2 separate regions of the Homo sapiens genome follow, and region 2 is linked to region 1. Evidence: chromatin loops called from intact Hi-C (ENCODE). Cell type or tissue: dorsolateral prefrontal cortex. All regions are shown on one strand. Links, peaks and the distances in the headings refer to the core of each region. The heading gives the core; the rest is flanking DNA. Region 1 overlaps LOC107986623 (a long non-coding RNA gene). Region 2 has its middle 22 kb from the start of MAP3K7.

The links. A loop is a pair of places that touch in the nucleus more often than their neighbours do. Peaks named below come from ENCODE experiments on the same cell type or tissue, not always from the same donor. Only the 100,000 strongest peaks of a DNase experiment are listed, where the experiment ranks them.
Region 2: it touches region 1 in a loop (35-fold over the local background); 4 of 110 quality-filtered maps call a loop at or near these places.

The regions. Positions count from the first base shown.
Region 1 is chr6:90,856,392-90,868,242 of GRCh38, reverse strand. All of the region lies in intron 2 of LOC107986623 (a long non-coding RNA gene), which reads right to left. Among named protein-coding and RNA genes, the nearest start is that of MAP3K7, 280 kb to the right of the region's middle. In dorsolateral prefrontal cortex, for the core only: a CTCF peak has its summit at 8,427 (motif pointing left); DNase peaks (open chromatin) are centred at 7,227 and 8,411; H3K27ac peaks cover 964 bases.
Region 2 is chr6:90,603,057-90,614,907 of GRCh38, reverse strand. No RefSeq gene overlaps it. Among named protein-coding and RNA genes, the nearest start is that of MAP3K7, 22 kb to the right of the region's middle. RefSeq lists enhancers at 2,120-3,068, 4,026-4,526, 4,527-5,027 and a silencer at 3,769-3,838. In dorsolateral prefrontal cortex, for the core only: a CTCF peak has its summit at 5,210 (motif pointing left); DNase peaks (open chromatin) are centred at 3,627, 3,727, 3,777 and 4,404; H3K4me3 peaks cover 2,396 bases; H3K27ac peaks cover 2,183 bases.

The DNA of each region.
Region 1 (11,851 bases), core at 2,652-10,651:
ATCCTGCTATTCACCCCCAGGACAGCAAGCTAGTTCAATTACCTTCTATAAGATGACTTCCAAAGGTGTAGCTCCAGGACTAAGGGCTTCTCTGAGCTGCAGACATGCATGTTTAGTTACTTGTTTCATCTCCCCACTCAAGTGTCTGAAAGCCATCTGCATTAGTTTGATAGGGCTGATGTAACAAAGTACCACAAACTGGGCAGCATAAATATTAGAAATATATGGTGTCACTGTTGTGAAGACTAGAAGTTCGAAACTAAAGCGTCGACAGAATTGGTTCCTTCCGCTGTGAGGGAAGGATTTGTTCCCAGCCTGTCTCCTTGACTGGTAAATAGCCATCTTCTCCCTGTGCCTCTTCACATCATCTTTCCTCTATGTGTGTCTGTCTCTGTGTCCAAATTTCCCCTTTTTATAGAACACCAGTCAATCCCAGCACTTTGGGAGGCCGAGGTGGGCGGATCACGCGGTCAAGCGATCGAGACCATTCTGGCCAACATGGTGAAATCCCATCTCTACTAAAAATACAAAAATTAGCCGAGCATGGTGGCACACACCTGTAGTGCCAGCTACTCGGGAGACTGAGGCAGGAGAATTGCTTGAACCCAGGAGGCGGAGGTTGCAGTGAGCCGAGATCATGCCACTGCACTCCAGCCTGGTGACAGAGCGAGATTCTGTCAAAAAAAAAAAAAAAAAGAGTCATATTGGATTAAGGGACCACCCTACTCCAGTATGACTTCATCTTAACTAATTACGTCTGCAACAACCCTATTTCCAAATGAGATCCTGGGGATTAGGACTTCAACAAATGAACTGGAGTTGAGAGGACACAATTCAATCCACAATAGCATCTCACATTCAACCTGTCGCCAATTGAACTCATGATCTCTCCTCCAAAACCTGATCCTTTCCCAGGGTTCCTCATTGCAATGAATGATGCTACTATCCATCCAGCATGGAAGCCAGGCTTGCCATTTCCTGCTTTTCATTTTTTGTTTTGTTTTCCCCCACAAACTTTGCTCACTACTCTATTCTGGCATGTGCAAATATTTCTATAATCCATCCACCACTTTCTCCTATATCAACATCTTCCTGGTCTAAGCTACCATCTCTTTCTTGGCCTCCTGTAACCAGCAATTTCAATGGTTGTCCCTACTCAGCTACTGATTTTTTTTTCCAAATGCAAATCAAACTATGTCATCACCACCACTTAGAATAATTACATGGCTTCTCATCTCCCCTGGACCAAAATCCTTATCACCTACTTTCTAGTCTTATCCTTCCATGCCGCCCGCCATTCCCATTGTACTTAACTTTGCTCAAATGTGAACAATCTCCTTCCCCTGCCTTTCTCCACTACCCACATTTAGTTCATTCTTATTTTCCATTAAGTCAGTCAGTCCAAAACCAAGTGATTTCTAGGTGACTAGGTGTGGTCTAGTCACTTGGGGTACACTGATGAGCAATTTATTAATTCCTTCCCTGTGGAGCTCACAGTGGAAGCTCCTAATGGAGGAGACAAACAATGAACAACAAACCAAATAATTGGATTACATAGTATGTTGGAAAGTGATAAGGGCTATGGCAATAAAGAAAAATCAGGAAAAGATTGGAATGAAGTGGGGAGGACATGCAGAAGGGGAATATGTGAGTGACAATTTTAAATAAGGTGGTCAATACAGGACTTACTGAGAAGACGACATTTGAGCAAAGGAGGTGACAGAGTTAGCCATGTGGGTATCTGGGAGAAAGAACACTCCAGGCAGAGGAAACGACCAGCCAAGGTCCCTGGGAAGTGGTACACCTGGCATATTTGAGGAATAGCAAGGGGGGCATTTAACTGGCACAGACTAAACAAGTGGAAGAATCATAGGAAGCAGAATGACAGAGGAACAGTGCTGGGAGGGCACAGATCATGTATGGCCTTGTAAATCCTTGTCAGAACTTTGTTTTTTACTTTGGGTGAAGAGGAGATCATCACAAGGTTTTATGCAGAAAAGAAATAAGATCTTACAGTTTAAAACATATCATTCTGGCTTGCCCTATTGAAAATAGACCTTAGAGGGCAAGGGTGAAAGTGGGAAATCCAATTAAGAAGCTATTAAGTAATCCAGGCAAGGAACGACAGTGGCTCAGACCAGAGATGGTGGTAGCCCAAGTCTTAGGACAGTACTTGGCAAAGAGGCAAGATCAATTTGCAATGCCACTGGCTAATATTACTGTGTAAGATTTACCATGCACATTACCCACATTCCCCTACAGGCCCTTCCAGCCCAAAATGCAGCTCTCCTTTGTGTATCTTTTGCTAGCACAGAAATATCTAGAGTCCTTCATTCCATGCCCTCAATGTCTGGTTTCCTGGACCTCACCAGATGACACCAAGGGTCCTCATGCTCTATCCCTCTTTGCCACTGCTTACCTCTGCCCCAGCATGCTAAGCTGCACAGTTTATTTCAAACTACTGTTCCACCTTCTGACTCCCTAACTTTCTCTTCTCATCACAATATCGCTCATACTATTTCCTAGTGACTCACCTTTCACTTTCTCTTCACTCTCCCAGGTCAGAGTTTAGCAGGGACTGCATCTTAATCACACTGTGCTTCTCTCCATGGATTTTCCTGGAGCTGGCCCTTATATTTTGTGTCTGTACTCAGCGATCAGTCTTAGTCAAGGGATGCTCACCTAGACCTATTAATCCCACTGCAGCGGAGGGTCACTGTGCCAGTATTCATTAATTCTTTCTCTACTTCCTCCCCCATATGTTTCTTTGTCTGCTTTCTTTCTCCTCTCTTGTCTGAAAATGGTCCTGAATTCCCTTTTTCCCTTTTCTTTTCCCTTTCAACCTCTGACAGTTTCTGCTTATTCATGTCTCAAACCTCAAAAATATATTTGTTAACCTTCATCCTGACCTTTCTTTACAAGGACTTGACTTGCCCATTCATCCACAAGCAATTGCCAAGGAGGCCAGATAAGTTAGTGTCTGCATCGAGCTCTTCTGAATGCTCTTATCAACACCAGGAGCCCTTCAAAACGAGGCAGCACATAATGCTGTCTCTCTCCACTTAATGGCAGGTGCCCAGTGAATCAGTAATATTGTCCCCTATTACCAGAAAAGGATTAAGGACAATACAATAATATTTCATCTAGAACTTTACAATAAGCAATGTCACCTTTTCAGAACACAGCTTCGAACTAAGAAGAAAGTAAAGAGGTCTCAAAGCAGCCAAAATATGCCACTAACTCCAGACACTAAAGCTGAGGCACTTGACTCATAGGAAAGCCACCTGGGGTTTTATCATCAATCATTTATGCTTATTTTTCCCATGATTCTGAAGAGTGGGGAGCTGATTTCCAATATCATAGCTAATTAGGAGTAACACATATGAAGGAGGGACATAGACTACCTAAGGCAAGAAAATGTTTAGCAGTGAGATGAAATAGTGTGCAGTCTGGGAGGACAAAACAGCTGTAAAACTTAGAACTCAAACTGCACAGACATGGAGTTTATAGGTGTAGAGCGAAGCATGCTCAGATCAGAGGTATGATGTTTTGACAACATGGGCCTAAGAGGAAGAGGATAAAGATACTGGGATGTTGGAGTGGTGGGACAGCAGAGGGTCTGAGTTTGTACATGAGGGGCTTTCATGGCCAAGAAATGATGCAAGGACTCACAAGCCTCCAGTGCTTCATTTGCCCTGAGGCCACACCCCCATCCACCTTCTCTGCACCCTATTCTGAGCCCACTGATTTTCACACCTGATCACATGTTCCAGAGGCACGGAAGAATTACCATAGCTTTCCTTGTGGTGGGACAGTGTTCCACTCACCCTGTGAGGCCAGCCAGGGATTTCAGCACCTGTGCTGACCACTAGCCTATTCCATTGTGACTTCCTATGCCAACTTCTACACCTGGTCCTTTCAAACTCAACCAGCATTAATTGTGAACCTACTACAAGCTTGGCACTGTCCCAAGAGCTTTCACAAAGGTAAGAGCACTTGATCCTCCCTGTAATCTGTTGGGGAGATATTGCCATCCCCATTTTATAAAAGTGAGAACTGAGGTTTGCTAGCAGAGGAGATAAGACTTAAACTCAGTTCTACCAACTCAAAGCCTGTGGTTGTTACACAACATCATGCTACCCCAAAGTACATGCAGACATAATACCAACTCACTCCCGGGGTGCCCATCCATGCTTCAAACCACTTCAGTGATCCTCTTCAGAATGCGTTTTCTTTATCCTTTTTTTTAGAGAGCCAAAAACTGTATGTTTTTGAAAGTTTCCTGGTGTTCTGTTGGTTACAGAAAATTATCCAAGTCCAAATACTGTAATATAGGTGTTGAAGATTAGATTAGAAGGATTTAGAAAAAGTTTCTCAACACTGCTGATCTGCAACTTACCTACCTCTAGGTTATTTATATTTAGCAAACAATATATTAAGCAAAGTCACATTTTTGGTGAGGAATGATGTTCGCATGATTCCCAAATGACATAGGCTACGTGAAAACAGTGAGCACAGGGTGTGGCTTATCTCCCGAGTGGTTTAGTGATGCTTCATTTGTTCACTAGATTCTGGCTTTGTCTGTATGCTAATGATGGTCAAAATCAGTAAAACACAGAGTAAAAATATTCCAGCTACTATCATTGCCATAACTGCCAGTTTCCCACCTGTATTCAAGGAGTTTCCTCAAAGGCACTTTAATGATATCAGTTGTTTAAGCTGATGTAAGCCCTGGGAGGGAGGGAGGCAGGAACCGAGATGTATACAATTTTAATAGATTTCTATGTGTGCATCACATATCTGGACTTGAGCATTTCATATATTCCAGTCTAGAATAATCACATCCTTGCTGATTACCCAGTTGGTCAGTTTCTACATTCCCCTTGGCGCTCTTTTTATCTTCTTCTAATGTAATGGATAATGCCTTCAGCCTTCTGCAAAGTTTACTCTGGTTAAAGCAGCAATTATTCACATGCTTGTAGAGCAGCTGTTTTCTACACAATCTGGCCTTAAATCATATCCTCAAAAAAAAATCCTTATTCAGTTTCAAGAGGGAGTAAAAGAGTGGCTAATAGAGTCACCCTCTTGATGTGCATATCATAAATCATGTCCATTTCTGTTACCAGTACACATGAGGAAAGTAGCATCTTTCTCAGTACAAAAACTTCTCTAAAGTCTGCAGAAGAGTGATCAACACAAAGGAGCCCTGCATAATGCATATGTTGTTTTCTACTGCTTGTGAAGTATAGTGGCAAGTCATGCATTTTAAACCATCCCATAAACCCCAAGGAAATGCTTCCTGACCCACTAAAATTGCCCATGAATGATAACTGAGGCTTCTTATTTGAACATAGTAATCATGAAAATGGAGAAGAAAAGACAGAATAATGAAATATAGCAGGATCTTTTATCTTAATAAATATTCATTCATCCGTTCAACAAATATTTATTAAGGAATTACTGTGTGCAAACCACACTGGTAGGAACTGGGTTAGGGGTTGGACAAAGGAGGAAACCAGATGGATCGGTCATTGTGTAGCATTCAGGGTCCAGTCAGGAACAGACAAACCACACTGGATATTTCAACAGGGTATTTATTATAGAGAATTGATAATGCGGGTGTTAGAGAACCGAAACGACCTTTTAGAAGGAAGGTTGGGGCAACATAGACTTCATAATTGCAAGACGCGGTGCATTCTTGGGCTGAGGAAACATAGGGAAGGACCTAGAAGCTAGAGGAGGGCCCACTCAGAGCTGGGCTCTAATATCTGAGCAGGGGCTTCTACTTAGCAAAGCTCACAGGACAGGCCTCAAGGAGCTGGGGTCCAGATGCCTGAGAAACATGGATGATGCTGGTGCCTCTGAGGGACACTATGAGGTGGGTTCTGGCATTTGGAGAGAAGCTGCAGGCTGGAACCAACTGCTACTGACTGAGTGATGTGCCATCCTTGGAATATCGTTTTCAGGAACATGAAGCAAACAGGAAGAAACAATTTCCGTCTCCCTCCCACCTCTTCCTTCCAGTTTCTCCACCTGGTGCCCCTGACAGGAAGCAGCCAGCAAACCAGACGTATGGTTTGCATAGTATCAGCCCCAGCTTCATATGCAGAGTGAAAAAGGGCAAATTGAGCAGAGAGTCAATAGCTTAATAACCAGCACGCACGGCTTACGTTTTCAAATCTAGTAAGGAAGATAAAACACATGTGCAAATATAAAAATTAGTAAGCAACCTAACAGGTATAGAAACTGTTGTAAGTGTCCTGTGAAGAACATATGTATTTCCAAGTGGGGAAATCAGGAAAGCGTTATAGAGGGGTGGATTTTCACATCCGCCTTGAAACAGGATAAAGTTTTAATAAAATAGAGAAGATTAAATAAAAAACACTTCAGGCGGAAGATACAGTGTGAGCAAAGATGGAGTGGTCAGAAATCACAGAGAACAACAGATTGGGAAGTAGGCTGGAAAAATATTGGAGAGGGCTTTGAATTCCAGATTAAAGAATGTTCTGAATTTTTATGAATTTTTGAACACTTTGAATACTTGACCTTGACAGATTATTTGAATTCTAGGAGAAAAGATTCCAATGTAGTGCAGAAAGTTGGGACATCTCTTTTTAGAGGAACAAAAACCCACAAGATAAAGCAGATTGTAAATTCCCTCAAAAATCAAGTGACTTTGCAATTCTCTGCACTGGGCAACAATGCCAAGCTCTCTAGGAGTAGCCAGTATATTGAAGAAGTGTCAGACATTTCACGAAACTTACTGTGGTGTTTGGACCATTTGCAGTTCATTTTTGGCATGGTCTATAGGTGGAGACATTTTCCATTTAAATCTCTGCCCAGCTGCTGTGTGCACAATGGTTTAAATGGCACACCAGCTGCGTAATGCAGTCATCTGTCTTTCCTAAACATGAACAAGAATACCATCAGTTCTGTGAATAAATATATTTTTTTCCAGTTAGGGAGGTTAACACATGGAAGATTAACTTCATGCGGTGTGCCATTAACCACATATTCAGGGGTGTGAAATGACAGAATCAACTTGGAGTTGGGGTTCTTCATTGGAATCCATGGTCTTACATAGTGGTGGGCAGGTACACTGGCTTGGAGGATGGGAGGGAAGAGCCCTGACTTTTCATGGTGTTGGCTGATTTTTGTGGTGTAAATACTCCCACCATGGCCAATTTAAGCTTTCAACCTGACGTCACTGACTGAGAACTTGGGAAAAGATATGCAAAATTGGCTTTCCCAAGCCAGTCTGAGCTAACTCCAGCACAGTGCTGGTAGGTGTTAGGTGGAGGAGGAAATGATGAGATGCAGCCAACTGCAAGAAGCCTAGAAATAAGGACTACAATTTAAGCTAAGCGAGAGGAGAGACACAGATTCAGGAACCAGCAGAACTTGAGAGAAGTATTGAAAGCCCTTGAAAAACAGTGATCATAGGGAAGAGAAGATGAAAGAACTGACCAAAGATGACCAGCCATAGTCAGCTGTCTCCCTGGTGATCTAGCTTGGCAAATTGTCTGACCTACTTTATGGAGAATGAGCATTTTATCCCCTCCCATAGCTGACCCTGATATTTTCCATATAGAACTTGGGAAAATAAGTTGTTGTCAGTTAAAACTTCTGAAGCTAAGACACGTGAATTTTATATGAGAAATGGGGCCTATGCGTAGCTTCCATTTTTTTTATTTGAGAGATCAAATGTTTTCCTCATGACTTTGAAAGATGTCCCATTTCTTTGTACTGAATAGGTTAATAGTACAGATAAATTTCTACTGTAGTATTTCTGATGCTTGGCCTGACAGTCCTATGTAGTCAATTGCTAATGGCCTTGTTCACAAGCTTGAGTCTGGTAAAATATTTAATTCAGCCATAAAAATGACTACATTAAAAATTAAATTAATAATGATTAAAATTAAGTATTAACTATTCAATTAAATTTAAAAATAAATCCAGGAACTTTTAATTCTCCTTATGGAGAGAAACAAACAGTGTTAATATGCTTGACAAACAATAAATATTTAACTTCATATTTACACCCTATATGGAGAAGAAAAAAGTTAAAATTTGATATTATGTTATAAAACTGTCTGTGGCTGTGCTTTTACAATGCCCTTGAGTTGAACTAGAATGCTGATGGAGAATGAGCTTGCATTTTCAATCAAAGAGAAAGCATATAAACCAGAGCCAGGAGTAGGTATGCATTTTCATAAACCAGGGCGGTCTAATCATCTAACACAGTTTCTCATGGAAAGCAAAGGATGGGGTGCCAGCAAATTATTAAACTACGTGGCATATTCCCCTCAAACACAGACGTGAGCACACTCACAGAGAAGCAGCAGCTGCAGCTGCAGCAGTGAAGGTAGGGGCTAGTGACCAGCTCCTGCCTTGCAAACAATGCAGCATCCCCGCCTGGCATTTGGAGGATCGCCTTATGCTTATTCTGCCACCTTGTGTGATGCACATATATTACAAGACAAAACATCTTCAGACACTAGTTCTATTAGCCCTTACTTAACACGCTGTTTTACTTCATTTAAAAAAAAAAAAAAAAAAAGAATTGTCCTGCTTCAAGGTTTACCCCTACCAAATCATTGGCGCAGCTGAAAAACTGACTTGACTCCTGAGATAAATATATCTCAGGAGTATTAGCTCATGGTGCAAAGGCACAGACACTGGTCCACAAAAACACACCGGCAAGGATAGGCTCATAAAGATGTGAGCATGCTCGCACTAGGCTCAGATGGCCCTTGGTCTAGGTCACCAACACAGAGATGAGTTGGAGCACAGGGGACCATGGCATTTATTTCCAGTCTCTAAGAAAGTGACCAGTAGGGCAACTGTCCTTGGCATTAGCCCATCTGTCTCATCCACCACTGTTCAAGCCTCGAGGCCAGTTCCCACATGGCTGCGGCTGCACTGTTTTTGCTTTTGCTTAGTAACAGCAGCAGTGATTTGGAACAAGACATTCCAAAGGACTTATCTGACCCCTTTGACTCAACGTAGGAGGATGAACCCAACAGCCAAAAGTCGAGCAGCATTTGGAAGTAACAGACACTGTGAACTGCTGAGCCTACCGAGCAGGGACACAGTTACATCTCCCAGACCACCCACTCCAGACAAATGTGTAGTGATAGCAGGACAACTATCTTTAGACAGAACATAAAGACGTGTCGTTCTGATCTGTTTGGACAAGGGAACCGTACTGTATAAACTCTGGTTTCAAAGTAAATGTCATATTTAATTTTTGGCATTACTGATTCCTGCTAACACTATCTTAAATACTGCCACACTGGAGTAATGGCTATTTAAATCACAATACTTGGAAAATATTATTATTTTTAATAATATTGCTTCCCCTTGTAAGTGCTGTATTTGCTGATAAAATTGCTCTTTTGATTTTTAGAAGTATATCTGAAATCTTATTAGTTGTCAAAGAAAGCTTATAATGACCCTGATGAGGTGTGTTGTAAACATGTGCAGGAAGCCCTTCTTAGGAGGTGGCTGTATCTGTGGAGAGAGGACTGCAGCTCTGGCACCTGTCAGGCCTGGGCTTGAACCTCCACTCTGCCTCTGGAACAAATCTCTCCAAATGATTTCAACTTTCAATGTGTAAATGAGACATAATAATACCTACCTTGGCAGAGTTTCTGTGAGTATTGGCTGTAATAATACATGCAAAATGTCCAACACATCATAAGAGGCACATGATAGGTGGCTACTGCTAAGTTATCAAGGGCATTCAGTCAAGTGTGCTCAGAAAAACAATTGCAGAGAGAAAGGGAGAGACAGACCAGAATTGTCTTACACCTGAGACTAAATAGGATGCCTAAATCTTATACGTACTTTGATATCCCTAAGAAAATAAGGGTTTTCCACCTTTTAATCTTGTGGTTATCATTTATTGACAAGAACTTCACAGGGATGTTATATTATACTATGTTATGTTATATGATTTTATATAGTGCAGTAAAGGTCAATTTGTGAAATTCCTACTCAAAATTTAACAGTATCAGCACTGACAGCATCGTGGTAATTTACTGGATATTTTCATGGTCCTTATTGCCCAAGTTTCCTGTCGCAGAAGAACTGACGTTGCTGGATTTGGAGAGGTTAAGGTTGCTGCCTGACCTGATAAATTCTCTCTTCAGAATCATCCCAGTGAGACCATTAAGAAAAGGTTGTAGAGAGAGGTTTTATTAAACGAAAGCAGCAAGGAACCCTGAACTTTGCATGTGGAGGGAGCATGAGAGCCTCTGCCCGCAGTGAGCATCACCTCCTCCACTTCAGATCACAGGGACCCAAGAACCCCCCAGGACTAGATTCTGTCCCCTCCCTTAGCACTGTGCACCCTCTTGGCTCTCCAATTCAGACCTGCTCCAGACTGGGAGAGGGGCCTTTCTTAGCCTCCTGAGGCATTGGCAGAACTTTCTGCATGTCCTGGTTCACAGCAGCAGTCACTCTTTCCCGCAGTCACTAGGATTCTTCACACCCGCTGTCATCACGGACGCCCATAGGAAAAATTACCTTCCTCTAAGCACACTCCTCTTTTTTTCTCAATTACAGCATCCCAAGCAAAATGCCCCTAACTGGCATATTAGGAGTGTGCAAGACTTGCCATTCTCACAACTTATGAAATGCAGGGATGAGGTGAGCGCTGCCTACATCCTTCTGCTCTTTGTCAGCTTGTCCCTCAAGAAAAAGAACGACATCTCAATCACTGTGCCTGAGCTTCAATACAGGGACCACATGCATGAGCATAGTTATTCCTTGAATGGCCAGATGAATGAACACAGCCCTGTGTTAGGCACGAAGTTTTCCAATAATTATCAAGGGTTAAACTGTTCTGTTTTAGCACATATTCTTATTTTGCCTTATCTTCCAGAATGACATCTAGTGATCTTTTAAACAGTTTCTGCCACCTGCTTCTATATTTGTTATCATCCATTTCTTCTCTGTCAGAAATCTTTGTGTTATATTTAACTGGATCCTAACAGAAATTTAACATCTCCTGATCAGCATCTTTTAATTAGCATATTGAGCTTTCCTGAATGTCAGGGTAAATTGCAGTATTCATCGAAGCTACTAATACTGACAGAATTGGAAAACACTAGAATATTAAAACAACTGGTGCAAATCGAAAATCAATTTCCAGAGAGCCCCTACAAGGTAGGAAAACAAGAAATAATGACCAGAAAAAATTATTTCTGTTTGCTTGAGAGAAATGTCAGAATCTTTATGCAAAATGATTAATTTTTTAGAAACCCATGAGGCTTCAATAATGCACATCTACTAATTTGGTAAAGCATGTAATGACATGTGAAGTGCTTAGAACACTGCCTGACACATAACAAGTAAGCAGTCAAACATGTTATTAAAAAAGAATTTTTTTAAAAAAAGCTTACAAATATTTAAGAAGGTCACAAAGAAAAAAAGGCATTAACAAGATTAGAAACTAGATGCACAAAAGAAATAAGAATCTCAAATTGTTCTGCCTTTTAAAACTGTGATTTAATTGGTGCTTGTATTACCACAAGGAGACAAGACACCTAACCGGATCTCCATCTCTGTGGAAAATGGAACCAGAAAAATATGGACTTAAATTTGAAGGATTTGTACAACCTAAGGTAAAGAGATCCACAAAGTAAAGATGAATCAACACTATAACAGTCTACCTAAGGAGATTTCAAGATCTGCTCCAAAATATATTTAAAGAAAATGTTAGTTGGACTTTCAGGTTAACCTTATTTATCAATGTAACCATATTTATTGATGACACAGAATTGACTGGGATGAAGAAACCTTTCTAATTCTCCATGAAGTTCCAGCAATTGGTGATTTGTATGTA
Region 2 (11,851 bases), core at 1,998-9,997, 250 kb after region 1:
CCCCGATACATGCTTAACACACATTCATTATTGATTTAAGGGTTATTTACTGAATGCCTATTATGTACAATACATTGTGCCAAGTACAGGGTATTGTTAAGTTCAGAGTTTTTTGAGTTTTAACATTCCATTCATGTCTGCTCTAACCTAATAATTTCTAAAATGTCAAACAGGTTTTAGTCCACTGACACAATATGAATCTAACTTCTTATTCCTCATACTCCTGGCATTTGTCTGGAGGGTCTTGAATGTATGCATAGTTCATTTCTCACTGATCCTTTATAGTCTTGTTGTTTGGACCACCAAAACCTTAGTCTATTTTCATTCAGGTAAATAAAATAGCGTTCAATAGACAGCACGATGAAACTGTGTTTTGCAGACTGCATAAAAGCAATTTCAAAAGTAGTTATGTTCTTATGGGGCTTAAGATTTGCTACCCCAAAATATGGAACCTTGGCATATGTTGAGCTGAAGGAATAATTTAAGCTAAAATAATTTGAGAAAATGGCAAAAGCAGAAAGGTCTCCCTGATCTGTTCCCATCCTTCTCCCCTGAAGCAGATCATAAACCTGGGAAGGATTTTCTGACCTGCCCTCAAAGGAGGTCATAAGAGCCTCAAGTGAGAAGCGTCCTCCTTATACTCGGAGAAAAGAACATCTTTATCTCTGTAGAAAGAGAGAAATCAGAATCAAAAGTCCTTGCTAAATTTCCCTGAGTTTATCATATTTAGCTCAAACCCTATGTGTCCTATCATATTTCTCCGCAGATGTCCACTCTTCACCAAACCTACCAGAAAAAAACAGTCAGGTTTCACTGTTCTTCAGGTCTTCATTTCCTTATGATATGACATTTTCCCATGTCATATAAAACTTATATTTAATATATTTGTACGTTTATCTCTTGTTAATCTGTCTTTTGTTATATGGGCTTCAGCCATGAACCTAGGATGAGTAGAAGAAAATATATTTTTCCCCAAAATATGTACACCTATTCCGTATCAGGGAAAAAAAAAAGATAAAAAGAAAATCTTCACCCCTACAGAGCAGAGATGATGCTCAGGAGACAAAGAAAGCAGAAGGAAATATATATATATATATATATAATATATATACATATATATATACATATATATATATATATACAAATGTAAAACAAAATTGTAATTAAAATTGAAATAGCAAAAATCCTGAGAGTAAAAATTACTGCTACACCATGTTTACTTGAAAATACAGATTTTCAGGGCAAAACAATGAGGCAAAAGTGAGTTTGTGCTTGACAAAAAGATTCACAGTATCACTTTGCAATATGAATAAAGCATGGTTCAATCAGTAAAAACAGAATATACATATACATACCTCTTTTCTGGTATGCATGAATATCGCAAATCTGTAGTATTTGTACAATAATTACTCGATATAAGCTTGTTCAATAATGGATCATCATTTATCAATTTTTAGCTCCCATTCTGTCTTCTAAACCTTGCCAAATAGCTATAAAAATAAGAATAATCAGGTGGGAAGTATATTTTAAGAACGGGTCAAATGATTTAAGATTGGATCAGTCCTCCCCTTTCTCTTCACTGCCCAGACAAAGGCTAATACATGATTGTCAGATCTGGAATCCATAAATGTCATAAGCACAAAGCTAAATAATCCACATCATTGGGGGGAGGGGTGCAGAGGTAAAGAGGAGAGAAACAGAGAGATCACGTTTAAAGAAAACATATTATTATCATACTTTGTAAATGTTGGTTAAATAAATGTTTTAATCTTATTGTAATATATTTTTCCTAGTTTCCGTGCTGCCTAAATTTTTCCTATCTAAATTACTACCTGGATTTGCCAGTAAATTTCCTTTTTTTTTCTACATTTTCTATAGATCTTTTAATCTTATCTGTCTCCAGGTTCTCTCATCCCTGCCTCTCTCCAAACCCTTCTTTCATTAGTCTATATAATATAATCTATTTTCCTCTCAATAATTTTATTTTTTCTTTTTTAATCTTAAATCTGGTTTGTACACAATCAGGTATATAGACAACAGTAGTGACTAATACAGGATGCTAAAAAATAGGTATAAAAATAGCAACATCATTTTATTTTTAATTTTTTAATCAGGTTTTTTCCTCGGGGAGGAGTCTACCTTACTTTTTATTGTCATAATCACCTTTATTCCGTTAAAGGCATAAATGTGAATCAACATTTCCAACAAGAGCTCAAATCCTAAACTAGAAGTCCAGAGAATTCACGGTATGTAAAAACTTGTGGGTGCCTTCACTTTTTAATGGGAGTAGATTTGGGTCTGGATGAAGTCACCGATGTTTCTCAGAAGAAACAAATGTCAGCGCGACCTATTAAAGTCAACCCTGAGCTAGGCAGCAACAATGAGCTAGGGATTAGCATTGACAGCTCCCTTAATGTGATTCTTTTGGACAGGGATTAATTTAATGTGTTGCTGTCAAATGAAACAAAAAACGAGATGGATTTACTAATGACTCTATTCTATACCACACACTTTTCCACTCCTGATCTATGTCAGAATGAATCTGACAGCGAGAGAAAATAATTTTTTAAATGAAAAGGAAGAGACATTGCCTTCTTGACAAACTTTCAAGAAAGGAGTTTTCACTGGGCTCCCAAGAGGAAGGATGAGCGTGGGGTGCGCGCCCACGTGGAGGGAAGCACTGGGAACCGCTGCTCCAACGAACGCGCACAGCACCAGGCCCGGACCCGGTGTCAGGTCCCAGCTTTGGCACAAACTGGCAAGACAGCCTTAACTTCTGCAGGCCTCAGTTGCCTCCGATGTGAATGTTAACGGGTCTGTTACGCGGCTTCTAAATTTCCCCTTAGCTCTAAATTGCTCACCTCTAGAAGAGGGAGCCCCCAAACCCACCAGGAGCTCTAGTCTTGTTTCAAAGACAACTCGGCTGTGAGGCTGTGACAGAGAGGGGGCGAACCACAGAGCGAAGGGTTGATCTTTAGCAAAACGGTTTGCCAAGTCAAATGCTAAAGCCTCCTTAAAATAATTTGGATTCTTCTTTGTTCTCCCTAACAAAGAAACTTTAATTCGCAGTTCTCTGAGAAGAAAGACAATGCAGACAAGCCATTTTCAGGTGAAAGGTGTCTCGTCAATTGATAATCATTGAATAATCACTGAGGACTGGCAGGAGCTATTCTTCGAATGGGGTGCTCATAATATGCAACTGCATCGATTTACAATATAGACTGGGCAAGATTCGTCCTTGTGATTGTTTTGATTTGCCCCCTGAGGTACAAACGTTGCTAGTCTTGTGTATTTGTGTATATTCCTGTAAGTTACCCTGAGGTTTGTAATAGCCCAGGCCCCCTCGTGTCTGAGTCTGGTCTCACCGACAGGGATGCCCCCTAGCAGCGTCTGAGCCCAGGCAGACACGTTGTCCCCGCCCGGCGCCTAAGCCCTGGGACGTGTGGTTGACTGGGCTTCAACCCGGTGCAGCCCCCGCCTGCAACCCTCGGGGCGCGCCGGTGTGGCTGGAGAGGAAAGAGGTGTGGGCCGGGACGGGGACGCCCCGCGATGGCGAGGCTGGGAGACCTGCCCGTGGCGCAGGAAGAGCTTGAGCGAGACGGGGAGCGGAGGGATGGGGGATGCTTCTCCCCTCGCCACAGCCTAGACGCCTCCCGGCCCTCGCTCCCCTGCCCAAACTGCGGCTGGGGAAGGGACGCCAAGAGAGGCTTCCCGGTCGCGCCCCTGAAAAGCGCCGTTGCTTGGGGAGGAAATGGCTCCCCGCCCGGCCGCCTCCTCCGCGCGCGCCTGGCGCCGGCTCCTTCCCGGCCCCCGGCCGCGCTCTGCCCGCCCCGCGCGTCCTCTCCCCCGGCGGCCAGCGTGGTCTGGCCGGAGCCCCGATCTGGGGTGAGGAGCGGTGAGAATCCTGGCTCTGGCACTTAGCTCGGTGACCTTGAGCAGTCACCTAACCTCTCAAGGTCGCTGCTTTCCCACCCGTAAAGCGAGACTGAAGCCGCCGTCTCTGCGGGCTCCCGAGAGGATGAAAGGAAGGATGGAGACCCAGCCTCAAGCTCCCAGTGCCCGGCCCCGTCTCCGTCCGACTCGTTTCTTCCTCTTCTCTATTTTCTGCCTACTCTTCTCTAGTGTTTCCTGTCGTTTTTGATTCTGTGTTTTTCCTCTTGGTTTTGTCTCCCCAGTCTCTCGCAGAATCCATTTCCTTTCAATTCTCCTTTTTCTCCCGTGTTCGTTATTGTGACCAAATTCATCAAAGATTGGTTTCCACTCCATAGACCCAGGCCTCCCCAAGAAACCGCCCCCACCCCCATAATCTCCAGCGCCCCCTCGCCGGGCTATCCCAAATAAACAGACAGTCAAGAAAGAACTCGGCTTACTACACAAACACGGTCTTAAGACACACGTCCCCTTCGCACCATTTCCAACCATGAAATTTCTGCTACGTGGGACCTCTGAGACCACGGCTTCCCTGAGGACAGGAGCCACCGTGGCTTCTTTGTCACCATGTCCCCAACACCAGGCCCAGAAATCCATGCGAGGGCTGGAGGAACGTCGGCCCGCGACCGACGAGCCGAGTGGGGAGCTGAGACTGGAGCCCAGACTTCCAAATACTCCTCTTGGTCCTTGGTACAGAGAAAAACGAAATCGTATATGATGTTCCATAGTCAAATATGAACATATTATTTAAAAGCACAATGTTGACTTGTGTTTTTTTAAAAACCATGTTCCGTAACTTTTACCTGTAGAAATGAGGTTTGGATCAAGTTCTTAATTATGAAAGTTGGTTAAGAGAGAAAATTAAAACACCACCAAGTTGAATTGCCTAAAGATGAGCTGCATTTATACTCATTTATTGAAACATTTTAAAGATACTTAAAAATACACGTTATTTCTTTACAACCAAAAACCACACTGTATACACTATCATAGTATATATAACACAAAGATTATAAAATGTCGTAAACTATAACCAAAGTATGTACACGAACTTTTTTAAAAGAAGAAAAAAGCTAAGGAAAAAAAAACTCTTGTAAAGAAGGCTAAGAAGATAATTTTTAGTTGCTTGCAAGTTACTTCAAACCTAAAAGTAACAGGTTTCCTTTGAAATTATTTCTCATTTTTATTAGAATCTAATTGAAGATCACCTGTAAAAGGTGGGGGGAGGAAGACAAGTGGGGAAATAGCAGTTCTAGGTAAAGATTTTGGAAAAAGTAAAAGAACCACAGTACCACCTTGTGGGGAAGAGAGATTTTTTTCTCCTTCAATATTATGGTGGTTTTATTTCCCTATACTACAGTCACACACACACACACACACACACACACACACACACAAATTAAAATAAAAACAAAGACATTTGGGGCTCAAAGCAAAAATTTAGTTGTGATAATATGCTTTCTCTAATATTTTTAACACACTGGCATGTTCATATTAAAACTTTTAAGATTATACTAGAAAGTTAAACATAACAATATGTGATATTAAGAAATTTTACTCTTAATGCTGCAAATAATCCCATAAATCAAACGTCAAATGTTAGGCATGAAATAGTAAATATAAAACCGTTAGCACATTCTAACAGAATAATAATTGTTTTAAAATTAGCTTTGATTTCAGTATTAAATACAATTTATGCATTTTAAAAATATATTTTTTTTCAATTGCTTGGACTTGGAAAAAACATTTTTAGATAAATACAAAGCAATTTTTATATATTAAAGTTGTTTGTCTCATTATATCTAAGAAGGGTGGAGCAGCCAGACATTTATAGAACTCAACAATTGTTACCTTAACAAAACCGTTCTAGCCACTTTCAGGATATAAAGAGGGCACAGATCATAAAGCTTGAATTTTAAAAAGTAAAATTGTAAGACTCCAGAGCCAAGAAATGCAAAACAAAAACTGCTCCTCATCTATTGTACATCTGGAAATATCTTAAATGACATGAATGTTTCCTGCTCTAAACGTGTTTTCCGTGAGGCAAGAGGGAATTCAGGGGTTACCTGTAGGCATTCTTTATTCTTTGTGCTTTAGAATCACAGGGCTGGTATATCCCTCTGACCTTCAGGAAGGACTAAATCAAAAGCATCCCAGGAAGAGACCAGTGTATTTCAAACTGTGTTCAGCAGAGCCCTAGGGGCTGTCAAAAGATTATGAGGGGAGGGAAACACCGAGAGAGGCCCCTCACTCGCAGCTTCCACCAAGCAAGTCTGCTTTCATCGTTTTCACATTTAGGAATTCTGCCTACAATTCAATGTAAACAACAGGCTCTGTGGCTTTAAAAATCCAACTAATTTTGTATAAGTCTAATAAATAAATGTCGTAAGAAATGTCCTGATGCTTCCTGCAAGTTTATTAACAAATGCACTTCAGGAGCAGCCCACCATGCTTCCACATACTACATTCTTTTCTTCTTTAAAAAGATTCATTCACTACAAAATGTACATAGGTTGGAAAACGTTTTTCAATTAAAATGGAAGTACATTAAACTAAAAATCTCCTTCTCATAACCCCAACCCTTTCACTCCCCAGGAGTAACACAGTTAACGTTCTGATTTGTATCTTCCTAGACAGTTTCCCTGTGTGCACAGGCACAGGCCTGTATGGGTGCATACACATGCCCACCCACAACAGTGTTTGATTGTTTGTTTGTTGGTTTGTTTCAAGAAAACAGGATTATATACCTGTGTTTTTTCTTCTCAATAACATAACAACATCTTTCTGTGTCAGTAGCTACAGAACCACCTCATTCCTTGCAATGACTCCATGGTATTCAAGGTATGGATGTGTATAACTTATTTAATCTCATCCTTCCTGTTGAATATTTGGATTTTTCCTCTACTTAAAAAAATATTTCCTACACTTTTCACCTGGCCAACATCTATACATACAAGTTTCAGGTTTTTTAAATGTTTCTTCCTCAGAGTAAACCACACCATCAACTTATAAGAAGTAACAACTGCAAATTTTTAAAACATAATTTCTCAATACAATATACTTTTCCTGAAAGAACATTTTAAATACAACAGAATAGGATTTTTGTAAGCATAGTTTCGTATTAATTTCTTTACTGGGAAACAAATAAACCTACATCTTTTTAAGATTTTTTTTCCAGTACCACACAAATGAGATTTATGCTTTTTTGGAGAGCTACTTGGCTGCATCCATCGATATTTAAAATATTCATGTCTTTCAACCTAACATCAAGGTAGCTTTTCTATAGGAATATTCACACAAGTTCATTAATTCATTGAACACATTTATTGAATCGATCCAAGTGCTAGTCATTTTGCTAATTTCTCATGGAAGAGTGTTTAAAATAAAAAAATACTCAGGGGGATTATAGTATAGTGAGAGAAATCTATACTGGATAATCACATGGTACATATGCCATTATAAATTATGAAAAATAGTAATAGGAAAAGTAAATTATAATAAGTGATTTTAACAGTGGGTTTTCTTCCCAAAGAGCTACAAAATGTTACACCGTCTTCTCTCTCATTATACTTCACCTTTTAAGCCCAATCTTTTACGATATATTTCTAAAGCATCCCACATACATTTTTCTTTTTTTTTAATATACCTCAACACACGGACAAACCACTTAAGACTAATGAAACTTCAAGATTGACAAGTCACTGCTTTCAGCTCATTTTAGTCTTTGTCCCAAATTTATTATTAAAATATTATTAAGATACTTAGGCATTTGTATTTTACCAGCCCTTTCACTTTTCTATTGTGGATTCATTTTTCAAATAATGAGAAGTAAGGAGAAAATATAATAGAATATTCAAATATATAAATAAATATAGTTGTTTGGATAAAGCCAAGAACATGAGTGCAGCTAACTTTTTGACTGGCAATCAACACCAACCTACTACAATTTCAAAATCATTGCCGATAAGATGCTTTATAAGAGTCCAAATTTAGTACACAGAAGGTAGTTCAGGCATGCCAATCTCAAAGTCTGTACAGACTTTAATACATGAAAAGATATGTATGAAAGCTAAAAGCTAACATAAAGTGTTTTTTATTGTAGTGGAGGAATAAGAGCTAGAAAAAAGGTGTGGCAATGGTTTAGTTTTCAAGGATGTCAGTTGTGATAGTAGTAGGAGACACCAAGACTAAGCTGAGCTGTGAACCCACAGAAAATTTCGACAAGTCTGAGCATATTTAGAGGACAAGTTAGATTTGGCTACCAGGCTGGGCGCGGTGGCTCACACCTGTAATCCCAGCACTTTGGGAAGCCGAGGTGGGCGGATCACGAGGTCAGGAGATGGAGAACATCCCGGCTAGCACGGTGAAATCCCGTCTCTATTAAAAATACAAAAAAAAAATTAGCTGGGCATGGTGGTGGGCGCCTGTAGTCCCAGCTACTCGGGAGGCTGAGGCGGGAGAGTGGCGTGAACCCGGGAGGCGGAGCTTGCAGTGAGCCGAGATTGCGCCACTGCACTCCAGCCTGGAGGACGAGCAAGACTGCGTCTCAAAAAAAAAAAAAAAAACCAAAAAAAAAGATTTGGCTACCAAAGGTCTATTTGTAAAAGGTGCTCCTGGAAAATAACTCATCTTTAGGTTAACAGAGACTTTTATAGTACAGGTTTGACCCAACAAAGGATAATGAGCCAGTCTCATTAGAGGAATGATTTTGGCTGTGTTAGCAAGCTATGGAGACTTCCTGAAAGCACTGGTAAAAATTTAAGAGGCCAGAATAACTTGAGGGTAGATGGAGGATGGGGAGGTGACAATCAGAGAAGTACTGTTTTGTTTTTGTTAGTGTGAAACTGTGACCCTATGACCTCATTTTTATCCTGTATCTGGTGCGACCTAAGGAAATGTGAGTTAGATAACATAACAGTAGGCCCAACTGGAGAAAGTCATTATGAAGCTGACACTGGCTTTGTTGTGCTAAGTTCTTTCTTTCAAGCTTTGGCTGAGTTTGAATTTTGGAAGCAGAGTTCTTTCTATCTGAATCATGAGAAGAATAGATCACTATCAAAGAAAGATTATTTGAGAACTCATTAATGACTCCAGTTGGTATAAAACAATGTCTTGAAACTATAATAGAATAAACTCCCACTCTCCTTCCCCCTCCTCCCCCCCCCCAAAAAAAAACACACAACAGCCCTGGTCTCCAGCATTTGGGGTAGGGATTGACAGGGAAGGGGTATGAGGGAACTTTCTGGGATGATGGATAATGTTTTATAATATAATAGGCTTTCATTTATAAAGGTATATTCATTTGTTGAGACTCAGTGAATGTATACTAAAGATATGTGCATTTATTGTATGTAAAATTTTTCGCAGAAGAAAAATATGTTTAAAATACTGAATTCTTGTTAATGTTATCAGTGCTGAACTATTTAGGGGAAAATGTACCAATGACTGCAATCTACTTTCACTAGTAAATACATCAAAAATTAAGATGTAGTAATGGGTGGATAAAGGGCTAAATAGATGGATGGAGATGCATAAAACAAGCAGAGTAAAATTTTAATGATAGACTCTAGGTGACAGACATTTGGGTATTCACTGTAAACTTACTTCAAGTTTGATGTATGTTTGAAATGTTTAATAATAAAATATCGGGGGGAAAATTAATTCCTTGAATCCAAGAAGGTTTGAAGTCTAAAAGGGACAAGAGTAGACTAAGAATCTGTTTACACGCCATCTAAAACAACAAAGAACCAGAATAATGGGAATAGGCAAGATCAGAATGTCAGCTCTTCTAATTTTCCCTGCCTCTGACTCCCCTAGATCCCCACAATTGGTTATACTGGTTTCCCACCTTGAGGTCAGTTTTTTCCCGGTTATCCAGTCATTCTCAGTGTTAGGTAGTCAGTATGTAAGCAGATACAGCTGTTCATTACACAGCTACCCCTCACTTAACACACAAACATCACACTCGAAACAAGCTTAGAAGCAGACACTTGCCCATTTCTCAGTCTCATCACTGGCTTCCATGTTGATGCCTGAGCCTCTTCCACCCACAGTCAGGCTTGGGGTTCAGTGCCCTAGGGATGATAAGTAGAATTCTGGAATTATCCTGTCCCTTTCAATCCCAGCTCTGGGAAGCTCTAGTTGTAAGGGTGGAGTTTCTGTTTTGGTTCCTGTTATCTCATCATGTCCCTGTGGTCACTTTCCCACTTTGGAGCCTGAGACCCAGCCTATCACGTAAATAGATGATGACTGCTATACCAGAATGACCCCTAGGATAAAGAAGAGAGCTGGGAAGAGTCCTAGACTTGGAAGCATGAGACTCAAATAAGGGTTGAGAGAGTTGAGGCTACCACTAAAGAGCTTGAGGTCAAGCCACATAATTATTTAACAAATATATTTCAGTTTCTGCATTGTACTAGGCACTATGCCAGGCACTGACCAATTGGTGGCAAACAAAACAGATATAGCCTCTGACCTCACAGAGCTGACAATGGTGGCAGAGTTAGTAAACACCAAAATATATATGCATATAAATAGATATACATGAATATATAACAATTTATTATAAATACTATGAAAAAAACAGAGTTCTCTGAGATTATATTAAGGCAACTCACTTTAGATGGGTTGGGTAAAGAAGAGCTCTCCAAAGAAATGCCATTTAAGCTGGGACCATGTGAAGTGAAGTACAGGGTAGAGAGGGGAAGAGAGTCAAGACTGGCTGAAGAAAATATGAAAGTGTCTGAGACAGATTAACGTTAGAGGAAAGGGAAGAAATCTGGTGTGACTGGTGTAAACTGGTGTAAACCAGGGAAGGTATAAGTCCTTGGATAAGGTTTCGGACAAGTGAGTATGAACCAGATTTTATCACGCAGGCCTAAAAAGTATGTTAAGGCCTTTGGGTTTTTATTTAAGCACAGTGGGAAATAATTTAAGAGTTTTGGGCAGAGAAATGAAGTCTTCCTGAGTGCCACGTGACCCAGAAATAGCTCCAGTTCTAGGTACCAAAGCTTCTGAAATAATACAACAAGAATGTCAGCTTCAAGAAGTCAAGGGATTTTTATTTGTGTCACTCATTACTCTTTCCCTAACGTCTGAAATAGCAGGAGCTCAGTAAACAGTACATTTTCTTTACAATCATAGATTCAGGTCATACTCAGTTTAATGGCTCTGCATTTAACTATGAATTCAACACCACAGGGCACTTCTTTTGGCTCCACAGCAAAGAAAACCCTAACTCTGCCACACATAGGACAAGGGCCAATTTCATATTTTGATCACAAAACTCCTGTGGAGGGAAGGAGAACAATGGATTCATATAGATTTACATAGTAAGTATTGGGAAAAAAGTGAGAGAAAAACACAATCTGCGAAAGGATGGTGGGAGAGCGTTGGTGGAGCAGTTGGAAATTAATGGTTCAAGTAAGAGTGGAGAGGTGGATCTCCAGGCACTACTGGATCCAGATGCTCAGACTTTGTCAGTAGGTTTCCATTTCTCTCCATATATCCTCCAATTCCTTTTACAGGTTTTGTTTTCAAAGCAAGCTCTTCCCATATTGTCATAAGGATAGCTGCTATTAGCACCAGGCATACAGACTATCAGCCTAGGAACCCTGGAAGAAAGAGAATGCCTCTTTCCTACAGTTGTAGCCAAAGTTTACTGGTTCTGATTGGTCTGACTTGGTTTACATATCTACCCCTGAACCAATCACCAAAGACATGTTGCAAGAGAGGTACTACTCTCATCATTCACAGATGGTGTTCCCACCACTGAAGAGAGGAGCAGTCAACCTCACCTAAAACCCAAGTACTAGGAGAGGTCATTCTCCGAGGGAAAACCGAGATGTTAATGCCAAAACAAACATCAACGACAGACTTAGAAAGCACCATTTCTATGTGCAAAGAATGTTAATGGCAAAGA